Linked DNA regions of Homo sapiens: region 1 is linked to region 2. A link is a contact called in ENCODE Hi-C or POLR2A ChIA-PET data. All regions are on one chromosome and are shown on one strand. Each heading gives the region's core, a stretch centred on a gene start or an enhancer-like site at or near the end of the contact. The rest is flanking DNA. Distances are from core to core; before and after follow the strand shown. Region 1 holds the start of NUP107 (nucleoporin 107). Region 2 holds the start of DYRK2 (dual specificity tyrosine phosphorylation regulated kinase 2).

Evidence for each region. A loop is a pair of places that touch in the nucleus more often than their neighbours do. ChIA-PET counts read pairs that join two places held with the same protein, here RNA polymerase II (POLR2A). Pooled maps may share reads with other maps.
Region 1: a pooled map shows a loop between it and region 2 (4-fold over the local background). The contact joins the promoter of NUP107 here to the promoter of DYRK2 in region 2. A Hi-C loop is called at or near these places in 5 of 50 pooled maps. POLR2A ChIA-PET finds 5 or more read pairs at or near these places in 2 of 52 experiments (activated CD4-positive, alpha-beta T cell and activated T-cell).

What each region holds. Positions count from the first base shown.
Region 1 is chr12:68,683,655-68,689,737 of GRCh38, forward strand. NUP107 (nucleoporin 107) reads left to right here and starts at 3,324. Exons shown (of 28, transcript NM_020401.4): 1 at 3,324-3,419; 2 at 5,308-5,399; 3 at 5,879-5,965. The coding sequence starts at 3,412. LOC100507250 (a long non-coding RNA gene) reads right to left here and starts at 3,205. Exons shown (of 3, transcript NR_038930.1): 1 at 3,083-3,205; 2 at 2,209-2,363. It also overlaps the pseudogene RPL7P42.
Region 2 is chr12:67,645,658-67,651,159 of GRCh38, forward strand. It overlaps DYRK2 (dual specificity tyrosine phosphorylation regulated kinase 2), which reads left to right and starts at 3,088. Exons shown (of 3, transcript NM_006482.3): 1 at 3,088-3,525; 2 at 4,140-4,288. The coding sequence starts at 3,477. RefSeq lists silencers at 2,751-2,860, 2,961-3,260, 3,271-3,930, 4,091-4,480.

The DNA.
Region 1 (6,083 bases), core at 2,074-4,573, 1.0 Mb after region 2:
TGTTTTGAAATTTTGGCAGGGTTGCTATGGTGTTCATGCCTACTAATTAAATGTGTCAAAAGTGAAACCCAGTGCACTTTCCAAAAAGTTTTCCATCTTTGCATATGAACTGAACACAGGGCTAATTTTTTTGCCCCAAACACAGGGCTAATTTTTATTGTGTGCTTCATGGTCAATCACCTCAAGTACACTTCAAGTATACTACACGAATAAAACTCATTGGAATTCAACTGCTGAGGGACACAGAGCAAGAACATGAACCACAGATCATACTTTGAATAAACTTGCCCCAGCTCTGATTAGGACTACATTTCACTTTCCATAAGAAAAAGTGAACTTGTATACAGGAAAATTAGGAGGTGGGAGAATGAGACCATGCCAGGGCATTATTCTTCAGAAAGGTTATTAAAGGAGAAAAGTAACATTTCAATGACCTGCTATGTACAGTGTATACAGTTGATGTCTCTGTTTTTTTTGTTTGTCTGTTTTGTTTTTTTGAGACAAAGTCTCACTTTTTCATCCAGGCTGGAGTGCAGTGGCATGATCATAGCTCATTGCAGCCTCGGCCTGCCAGGATCAAGTGATCCTCCTGCCTCAGCCTCCCAAGTAGCTGGGACCACAGGCACGTGTCACCACACGTGGCTAATTTTTAAAACTTATGTTAGAGACAGGGACTCCCTATGACATCTTGTTTAATCCTCACAACACCCCCTGACAAAGGTATTGTTTTCTCCACTCTACAGATGAGGAATCTGCAGGTGCAGGGGGGTTGAACCTAGATGGAGCCCAAAGCAATGTTTTTATCAAAATGCCATGTTGTCTGAGAGGGGATAATAAGGTATGAAGAGGCCTTCCGGGGAACTATGCTTCCCAGAATTACAGCAGAACATAAATGCCTAAGGCAAAACTTCCACTGATTTCCTCTTTCCCAGCTGAAACCATGGAGGGTATTGAAGACAAGAAAAAGAAGATTCCTGCTGTGCCAGAAACCCTTTAAAAATGTGAGGGAAGGCTGGGCACTGTGGTTCATGCCTGTAATCCCAGCACTTTGGGAGGCCGAGGCGGGTGGATCATGAGGTCAGGAGTTCGAGACCAGCCTGGCCAGCATGGTGAAACCCCGCCTCTACTAAAAATACAAAAATTAGCTGGGCATGGTGGTGCACGCCTGTAATCCCAGCTACTTGGGAGGCTGATGTACAAGAATCGCTTGAACCGGGGAGGCAGAGGTTTCAGTGAGCCAAGATTGCATCACTGCACTCCAGCCTGGGCAAAAGGGCAAGACTCTGTCTCAAAAAATAAAAATAAAACACATGAAGGAATTTCACAGAGCTAAAGGTCAAGTGCCTGAGAAAGAAGTTTGCCCATAAAATGCTTTGAAAAGAAAGGAGAAGGCCAGGCGCAGTGGCTCACGCCTGTAATCCCAGCACTTTGGGAGGCTGAGGCAGGTGAATCACCTGAGGTCAGGAGTTCAAGACCAGCCTGGACAACATGGTGAAACCCCATCTCTACCAAAAACGCAAAAATTAGCCGGGTGTGGTGGCAGACACCTGTAATCCCAGCTACTCAGGAGGCTGAGGCAGGAGAATCGCTTGAACCCAGGAGGCAGAGGTTGCAGTGAGCCGAGATGGCACCACTGCACTCCAGCCTGGGCAATGGAATGAGACTCCATCTCGAAAAAAAAGAAAAAGAAAAGCAAGGAGAAAGCTACATCTATGAAAAAGCTAGGCACTGTCAGATGTGGTGGCTAACCCCTGTAATCCCAGCACTTTGGGAGACCCAGGTAAGAGGATGGCTTGAGCCCAAGAGTTTGAGACCAGCCTGGGCAACAACATAAGACCCCATTTCTCCAAAATATTTTTAAAAAACGGGGGAGGAGAGGAGGTCAGGCATGGTGGTGCGTGCCTGTGGTCCCAGCAACCTCAGGTACTAGGGAGGCTGAGGTAGGAGGATTGCTGGAGCCCAGGAGGTCAAGGCTGCAGTGAGCCGTGACTGTGCCACTGCACGTAAGCCGGGACAATAGGACAAGATCCTGTCTCAAAAAAAAAAAAAACAAAGAAAGAAGGAAGGAAGGAAACATAATTTAAAAAATCAAGTCCAAAAAAAAGCAAGCAAGAAGTAAAAAAAAAAAGCTCAGCACTGTCACAAGAAATATATGGCAAGAAAAGCTGGCAATTTCTATATACCTGTGAAACCCAAATTGTCACTTGCCTTAAGGATCAAATGTATCAATGGTGTGAGCCCAAAACTCTGTTGCAACTTCTTCACTTTCCCCAGATCTTCAATGGCAGCTTTGTTAAACTCAACAAGGCTTCAGTTAACACGCTGAGGATTGTGGAACCATATATCACATGGAGTACCTGAACCTGAAATCAGTAAATGAACTGATCTACAAATTGGTTATGGCAAAATCAATAAACAAATTACCTTAACAGATAACGCTTTGATTGCTAGATTTCCTGATAAATATGGCATCATCTGACTGGAGAATCTGATTCATGAGATCTATGCTGTTGAAAAACTCAAGTTCCTGTGATCCTTCAAATTATCTTCTCCACGAGGGAGAATGAAGGACTACCTATTTTGTATTAATAAAAGGTATAAATGCCAGCAACAGAAAAGACTATATCAACAGGCTTATTAAACGGATAAACTGAAGCATCTAACATTATTTTTGTAATCTGGTCAGTTAATAGCCAGTCACTACTTTCAAACTGGAAAAAACAAAAACCAAAACAAAAATGTGACTGACTCCTTCAAGACCAAAATACACCACTTTTTGCCTAGACGGCACTTTGAAATAGAGGGCAATACCATCATATTTCACGCTTGCCTTTCTACTTTTTAATACAGGTGAACTTTTTCTCCTTAATAGGAAAGAACACCAAGTAAAGAACAAATAGCAGTTATGGAAAATAGTTGCAAAAACTGCAGGGGGCTACAGAACAAAGGACTGAGTGTAGGCAGAGAGATAGAGATCCCCGAGGTGTGGGGCAGAGCCCACGCATCTGAATTCCAAGAACAGGCGCTTTCTGACAGAGAATACCAGGAAATGACTTCACATTTTTCCAGACTATCAACATACTTCATTCTTCCCAGTAGGAGAACCCAGGGCCTGTTCCACGCCCACAGACTTTGGTCAGGCAAAGCGGCCGCAGGGCGTCTGGGCTAAACGCAACCAGGAACACATTGGCAAACTTTTGCGCCTGCGCCCACCGGGCGTGCACCTGTAGGCTGAAGTCGCGCATGCGCTAGATGGGAACGTTGTTTCTTCTCCCCTACCCCTTTTCTGTGGGTCTGTTTTAGGGACAGACTGCTTCCGGGTCGAAGGGCTTGCTTCCGGAGAGCGGGAAGGCTAAAACGCGGTAGCTAAACTGCAGCCAACTTTGGTTGTGTGTGGAAAAGGCTTTAGCCATGGACAGGTCAGTACTGATGGTGGCAGCTGAGCCCGAAGTCTTGCCCGTCTCGCCTGTTGGCGAAACGAAATAGGTGAAACTAGACTCCCAGAAGAAGCCAAGGAGGTCCCGGGTGCTTCCCCTAAGGCTCCTTCCCCATGCCGGGAAATTTGGCCACAAATGGGGAAAAAGCCGCTTGGCGTGCGTCGGGGTGGGGTACAGATCATAATAGTCCCTTACTTTCCCACTACGTTCTGCGATCTATTCGGCGCTTTGGGGCAGCAACACTGTTCGCTCCTGGGGTGGGCGGGGTAGGTAGCGCGGCGTTCGAAATGCTAAGTGACCAGCCTGAGATCACAAAGCCAGTCAGTGAAGATACTGGGATCTCAGCCCAGACTTTCTGATTACAAGTGCCAGCATCAGATTCTGAGTTCCCTCTATGATCTGGGTACTGTGCTAGCCGCCTACAACAAAGATCAGTTATTCAAGATCCTTCCCCTCGGGGAATTAGTTGTGTAATGGAGACAACCAAGCAGTGTAAAGTGGTAAGTGTTTGGGGGCGATTAAGTCTCCTTGTCACTGTAACTATCAGGAAGACCCCTCAAAGAAGGTAACTTTCTAGCTGGTCTTTGAATAATAAGAGTACATTATTCGTACTCCAAACATTGAGTACCTACTATGTGACTGCCATTGTTCTAAAGGCGTTGAATATATATTATTAGCTTATTTAATCTTCAGAACAAGAAAAATCCTATGAGATGGGTACTGTTATCCTTTTTTCATATATAACACTGAGACTAAAAGAGGTTAAGGAACTTGCTGAAAGTTCGGAAGCTAATAAATACAAGAACCAAATTGCCAACCTGCATCTGTGTGTCTCCAGCCTACCTGAGGCTCTTTGAGGAGTAAGTAGTTGTTGACCAGGTGCTCAAGGGGGCAAATGTAGGTCTTTGTAAAAGAAGCATATTCAGAGGTGCTAGGATATGAAAAAAAAGTACGTGTAGCTCAGTGGTCACATGCAGTATACGTTTAAAGTGATGTTTGTGGCTGAATAGAAGACTGAACCCCTAAACTGGGGTCACATTGTAAATATCATTTTAGGAAATTTTTACTTCTATAGACCAGAGAGCTATCTGAAGGTTTTTTTTTTTGTTTTTAATTTTAATTGTTAAACGTTTAAAATTGTTTCTATGTGGTTGTTTCCCATACTTTCCTGCTGAAGGAATATCTGAAGGTTTTAAGTGGAGGAAAAGCATATTAGATTCTTGTCTTAAACACAGGCCTTTTAGTCCGCACAATTTAGTTTCTAGACCTTTGAGTGAAACTGACAGGGAGTGTTGTGATGGGACAGGAGACCTCCTGGGTTGAAATAACTTGAAGGGTCATTTTGCTCCAATTTACCACAATTCTTTTACTTACCCTTCTATCTCACAAGCTCTGTTTGTTGTTGTTGTTGCAAGCTCTGTTTGTTGTTGTTGTTGTTTGTTTGTTTTTTAATAGTACCCATGGTTTAAAGCATTTTGGAGACTGCAGAAAATCTTTTAAGAGAGAATTCCTGCAGTTAGGTAACTCCTCAATCCAACAAGGGAAATAAGATTCACTTTCATGAAGCAATTATCTAAAACAGTGTTATAATATAGATTCCAAGTGTTGAAATAATTCCTTAGGAGAAAATAACATAGTGAGTACTAGAAAGTCAGAGAAGTCTTTGTGCAGGTAAGATTTGAGTAAGGCTTTGAAGAATAAGCAGGATTTGGAGCCAGGAGTGCGTTCTCAACAAAAGATCTAAGACTTGGCTACTAGAATGACTATACCTTAACTTACTCAGGGTCCTTTACTCCAACTGTGATGATAAAATTCTTTATAAATGCTATATTCTCGTTTCACTTATATAAGCTTGATTATACTACTTTAGGAGTGGCTTTGGAGAGATATCATCCCCTGTAATCCGGGAGGCAGAGGTGACACGGACTGCACGGAAACAGAGTGCTCAGAAAAGAGTTTTACGTATCCTTTGCGATTTAAGCATCATTATAAAAATTGTAACATGTTTGGAATCAGTGTTGTAGAATTTTCTTTTTATAAGAGTATTAAATGGTAGCTATAATAAAATCCTGTAGAAACTTTTTTTCACTCCACAGAGCTGTCATTTGGTAAATATAATGCAAAAATTTAATGAGATCGTATTTCCCTAAAAATAAAGATATTTCTTACTGCTGACAGCTTCTGCTGAGATTAGATTTCTTTTTATTATTTGAAAACTGACTAAAAACATTTAGTTCAGTGTGTAGTTATCTAAGACTGACATCTGATCATTTAAATGGCAGAAGCAATGAATTATTTACCCTTTGCATTGAAAAATGGTAGCCCTAAAATACTTGTTCTTGAAAAATGTATTCACATAATTTGTATAGTAAAAAGATGGTTAATTCTCATTTTAGTGATCTCTTTTCTACATGGAAAACTTTTCTTAACTCGTTGTACAGTTCAGGCATCTCAAGATGAAAATTTTGGTAATACTACACCAAGAAACCAGGTTATCCCTCGAACTCCTAGCTCATTTCGACAGCCTTGTAAGATTTTTTGCTTTTAAAGCATTTAATAATAACGGTAATTATAATAGCAACTAACATTTATTGTAACATAATTAGTATAGTATTTGGTTACGATATCAATAAGCACTAATAATAA
Region 2 (5,502 bases), core at 1,838-4,337:
CTCCAGCCTGGGCAACACAGTGAAATTCTGTCTCAAAAAAACAAAAACAAAACAAAACAAGAATGAGTTCCTAATAGATTGCCAGACTGAAGTGTAGTCTACTGCATTTGATGATTCATCATGTCTCCTAGGCCTAGCACATACTAAATTCTTTGTAAATGTTTCTGGGATAAGGGGATTAAATGAGTAAATGTGTTTTGAAACCAGCAATTTTTATGTTCATTTCCAATTTTCCTTGTGATCAGTACTTTGCCCAGTGAAAAATCAACTTTCTTCCTCAAGGCTCTATTCTGAGTTCTCCTGTTTCTCTCTACTCCTGCTAGATCCTGCCTACCTCCTTGTTATCTGAATCTGGATTTTAAACATATAGAACACACAGAGTTTTTACAATGGGTGAAAACCAAAGAGCAGTCTCTTGCTAACTGAATGAAGCTTTTAAGGAGGTTCCTATTTAAAATGAAATCTGCTCTGGTGGAGTTATGAAGATTAAACATGGTAATATTTGTGAAAGTGTTTTATAAAGAGATCAAAATATGTGTAATTATATGAGATAATTGATAATGATGCATTATGATAATAAAATTTGAGGGAAATAACTCCCCAAATTTACCCACTTCACTCTCCCCAAAGCCCCAGGAGTGTGTTTGTACAGCTTTTCTATTTAACATTCACTCAGGGAGATGTCAATATTTAATAGAATATTTAACAGAATGAGGAAAATCTAAGCAATGGTTAATAGTCACTTAGAGGTCAGTAAAAATTAATATAATTTTCAAAGATGTACCATTTATAATCAAAATAGCTATGGGGTAGGTCAACTGCAATATTTCCTTATGTTAAGCCACAAAAAATATACAAAATTGAAATTATATTTGTCATGATATAAAACAATATACTACAAAAAGTTCCCTATTGTCTTTTTCTTTCTTAAAGTTAATGATTGTGATCCTTTGTCAAAAAAAAAAAAAAAAAAGAATCAGTGCTCCTTTTCCTCATGTTAAATGAGTAAATTAATATTACTAATTTGGAAATCGTAAACTATGGCTTCCAGTAACTAGCATTTATTTTATTCATGAGAAAACAGTGGCATATTTAGCTTCTACTGAAGTATTGTACGAATAACTTAAGCAAAAAGGGGTGTCATATTATATTAAAATTGATTTTTTTGTTTCATTTTTTTATTTGAACATCAGTTGTATGGAGTACTCATTTTAAAAAGGAAAATGGTATGAAAATAATTGTTTTGAAAGGAGAAAAAAGAGGTGTGAGCTTTCTTGAAAGTGTAAGGAAAGTAGTGTGATGGAAGTCATAGTGAAATCAGACTGGGAGTCAGAAAACCGGTTCTAGTGTCATCTCTGCTACTTAGTAGCCCTTTTCTTTTAGTCGATTCTAAACACTAAATATGCTTCCGCATGTGGATTTAAATGTGATGGTCGCCAGTGACAAGCATAGGGGGATATTTCTTGCTAGGGTCAGTTCAGGTCATGATTCCTCTAAAGGCATATTATTGGATTATTTTACTGTGGGTCTACTTTATTAGGAGAAGGCCCCGAAAGGGTGTTTTGTTTTGTTTTGTTTTGTTTTGTTTTGTTTGGAGGGACGTAATACTAGGGAAAATTCTTTTTGTCACAGGTTCCCTCTCCCAGTGACCCTAACTTGGAGGCCTCTTTAGGAGTCCCAGAGACTCTGAGAGGGTCACACTGTACCTTGAAACAGTTTTTGGCGTTTGTATAAAGCTGCGGATGCGCTCTGTAGGAGGTTGCTATGACAATTTGCAAACAGTAGAGTGGATGAAACTCCGCAGGAGGTGGCTCCCTTCCGACTGGAGTCTGCACTAGTTCGGGCCTGCACAGTAGGTCCAGCCAGGAGCCAGAGATACTCGGGCGGGGCAGAGCATAATGGACCCCTGGCCCCAAGAGAACTTCAGAAACTAGGCACCTCTCGAGAAGGAAGTGCATGGCATAACTCTGCCCCGTCATCCGGGATTTGTCGGGCTTTCCCACCCCACCTCCTCTCACAGTTGAAGTGGCAAAACCTGTGACCTTTGAACAGAGGCGCACTGTGTGCCACGCACGACGAGGCGCGGATGTGAGACGGGAAAGCAATTTTTTTTTGGTCTTCAAGGAAAAGAGAGGTTGTATATGGCGAATAAAAAAGGCAGGGAAATTCTCCACGTGTCTTGGAAGGGAAGGGGGAAAGAGATGTGTCGGGTGGGGTGAGAGGAATTCGAGGTGTCGCTCCCTCACCGCAGAGCTGAAAGGAAGGTGTGTCTCTCCCAGTGGCCGCGCAGGGGAAAGGCTCGGAGTTGTAAGGAAATAGGAGATGTCTCTGATGTTTATTTTTGCCTAGCAACCCACAGCCAACTGCTTCCCCAGCTGCCGTCCACACGCGCCTCTCTGCCTCCCCTTGTCCTAGCGACTGGCGAGCGGTCACTTGGTGTCAGTAAACCGGGGAGGGTGTGTGGTGGAGGTGGGAGGGCAGCCCCCTCTTTCGCCCCTGCTCAGGGTCAACGAGCTCAGCGGCCGCCCCTCCCGGGACTTGCCTCTCCGAGGTGACCCTCGCACAACTAAGTTATCTACATGATGAATTGGGGAGAGGGGAGTGGCTAAGTCGCTGGGACCAAGAATGGGGGGACGGGGAAGCAGTACTGTCTGTGAGCAGCCATTCAGTTCGAAGAGCTGAAAATGCATTTATGTTTAGGGGTGCGCATGGCAGGGGAGGGGTCTCTGCGGCGCTTTCGGCCGGAGGGCAGCAGCGGTAGGTTGAGCTGTAGGGCAGAGAAGGGGCGCCGCGGGGCCGGGGAGGGGAAAAGGTCGCCGGAGTGGAGCCGAGGGAAGCAGTGCAGATGGCCGGAGGGGGCGGAGGAGGGCGAGCGGAGGCCGCCGAGTTTTCCGGGGAGCGGAGGGGCGGCTGCGCGCAAACCGGGGGACTGAGAGGAGCCGGGCGGGAGGTTGGGTGGGGGTGGGGTGTGCGTGGCCGCGGCCGGGGGAGCCGGGGGCGGGGCCTGCGGCGGCGGAGGAGGGCGGCGGAGGGCGGCGGGGGCGGGGCCGCGCGCCGGCGCCTGTGTGTGAGTGCGCGGGGGCGCGCGCGCGCGGGCCCGGGAGAGGCTCCCGAGCCAGGCGGTCTTCGGTCCTCGCAGCGCTTCCAGCTCCCCGCGCCCCTATGTGAGGGAGACGGGGAGGCCCGCGGCGCGCAGGGGAGGGCGAGGCATGTGCACGGGCCGGAGGGTGCTGCAGCCGCCCGAGGAAGAGGAGGACGGCGGCGAGGAGGAGAGCGGGGGGCTCGCGGCGGCGGGCCCCGGCCGAGGGGATGCAGTGGACTGTGTGTGTCTGGCTGTAGCAGACGCGAGGCGGCGACGAGGCGCCGGGGACCCGCGCGAGGGGCGGCCGGGAGGCGGCGGCGGCGGCCGCCAGAAGTAGCAGCAGGACCGGCGGCGGCGACGGCAGCCCTGAAATGCATTTTCCTCTCCAGCGGCCATGTTAACCAGGAAACCTTCGGCCGCCGCTCCCGCCGCCTACCCGACCGGTAAGGAGGCCGTGCCGCCGCGCCGCATCCCCGGACCCCCGCCGGCCCTGGGCAGCCCCTGTGGCGCGGGCGGCCGCTGCCTGCGGGACCTCGAACAAAGTCGGCGGCGCGGCGCGGGGGAGCCCCCGGGCGGACGACGCGCCCCGGGCTCCATGCAGGGTTGTGCGCGGCCCCGAAGGCCCCTCCGCGGGGAGCCCTCGGCCCGAAGAGGCTTCTGCCTGCCGGGGGCCCGGGCGGGGACCGTCCAGGCCTGCCGCCCCGCCCTGCGCTGCCCGGGGCTTGGCGTGGCCGTGGCTCCCTGCTCAGCTGTCCAAACCCACCTCCCGGCTGCTGGCCGTCTGCAACGTGGGCCGCCTAGCCCCGGCGCGGCCCGGCTCCCCCGCCGGGTCGCGAACTCGCGCGCCAGGGCCCCACTTAACTTTGCAGCTGCCCGCGCCCCGCCCGTGGGTGTGCGCTGGGGAGCCGTGACCCGAACGCCCGTTTTTACTGCCCCGGTCTCTTCCTCCGTCTTTCTTTGGAAGAGGGTTGTCGCTGCCCAGCGGGGTTGGAGGGGGGGTCTGGGTGACTTTCTCCCCCCTGACCCTCTTTTGTCTCCTCCCGCACGTGGCTTCCAGGCCGAGGTGGGGACAGCGCCGTTCGTCAGCTTCAGGCTTCCCCGGGGCTCGGTGCAGGGGCCACCCGGAGCGGAGTGGGGACTGGCCCGCCCTCCCCCATCGCCCTGCCGCCTCTCCGGGCCAGCAACGCTGCCGCCGCAGCCCACACGGTGAGACCCAGCCCGCGGGCGGCCCGGGCGGTGGGGGCGGGAGGGGCCCCAGGCCGAAGCACCCGGACTTGGAGGGGTCTGACGCCGGGAGAAGAGGGGTCGAGATACAAGCAGCCCCACGCCTCGGGCCGATGGTCTCTCGTCGACGCCGCCCTGGTTAAGTTGGGCGAGCCCAAAGCTGCAGCCACAAAGGAAGATTCGTGGCGTGGGCCCCTTACTTCCCCTCCAGAGCTCGCCCACCCATGACCTCCTCTTCCTAGGAACTTCCTCCTTGCTGCTTTCCTTCTTTCCTCATTTTTCGTCCTTGCATCCCAGAGTTCCCTTCCCTGACCCGGTAAACATCTCTGTCCTTCCCCCACCTCCCCGTGGGTAGTGGGTATTTATAGAAACAGATACGTGTTAGGGGACAGCCAGACCGGCCTGCCCGGAAAATCGATCCCCCAAAGAGCCTCCCAGGCCTGGCTCCAGCCAGCAGGGAGCATCGCCAATTGTCCCCCGCGTGTGTAAGCATGTTTTATGAGTGCTACAGGTTTGAGCACAGCAGAAATTGTAATCAACATTAACAAAAATAAGGGCCGCCGCAGCAGTCAAAACAAGCCACCCCTGTAGGATTCTGCAGTTGGACATTATTCAAAAGGAAAGGGCAAGCGTTGCTTTGGAGGTGGGAAAGAAAAAGCACCTAACAGGTGCTGTGGTCTCTGGGAGGGGAGAGGCCAGCGTGGGACTGGTTGCTGGTGGCTGCGGAGACTGGCAAGCTGGATTCGACTAAAGCATGTACCTTTTCTCAGCTCCCAGGGATCACCCTTGGATGGTGATGGCCAGCCTGGAGGAGGTCTGCACTTGGAGGAGGTGATGGTTTGGAGGTCTTTTTTTCCCAATTGGATTTTCCACAGGAACAGCCTAAGATGGTTCTGTGTGAGGGAGGCTTGCTAGGGATTGGTTTTATTTGCTAAGTGAAAGTTGAGTTCTTGAAGAAAAGGCCATCTCCGGTCTACAGGGGAGTAGCTCTGGGGACATATGTTATGGGGAAACTTGTTTGTCAGAGAACTGTGAGGGGATGTCTAGACTGTAGTTGCACCTGTTAGACTTGGAGAGATGTGTGCAAGTTTCGTAGGAAAATGTTTTGTTGCTGTTACTATCTTCCCCCTCCCTCTGTCTGTCTCTCTATCCTGACACATCTGGTCCCAGGGGCTGGGAATTCATTGCACAGAGGT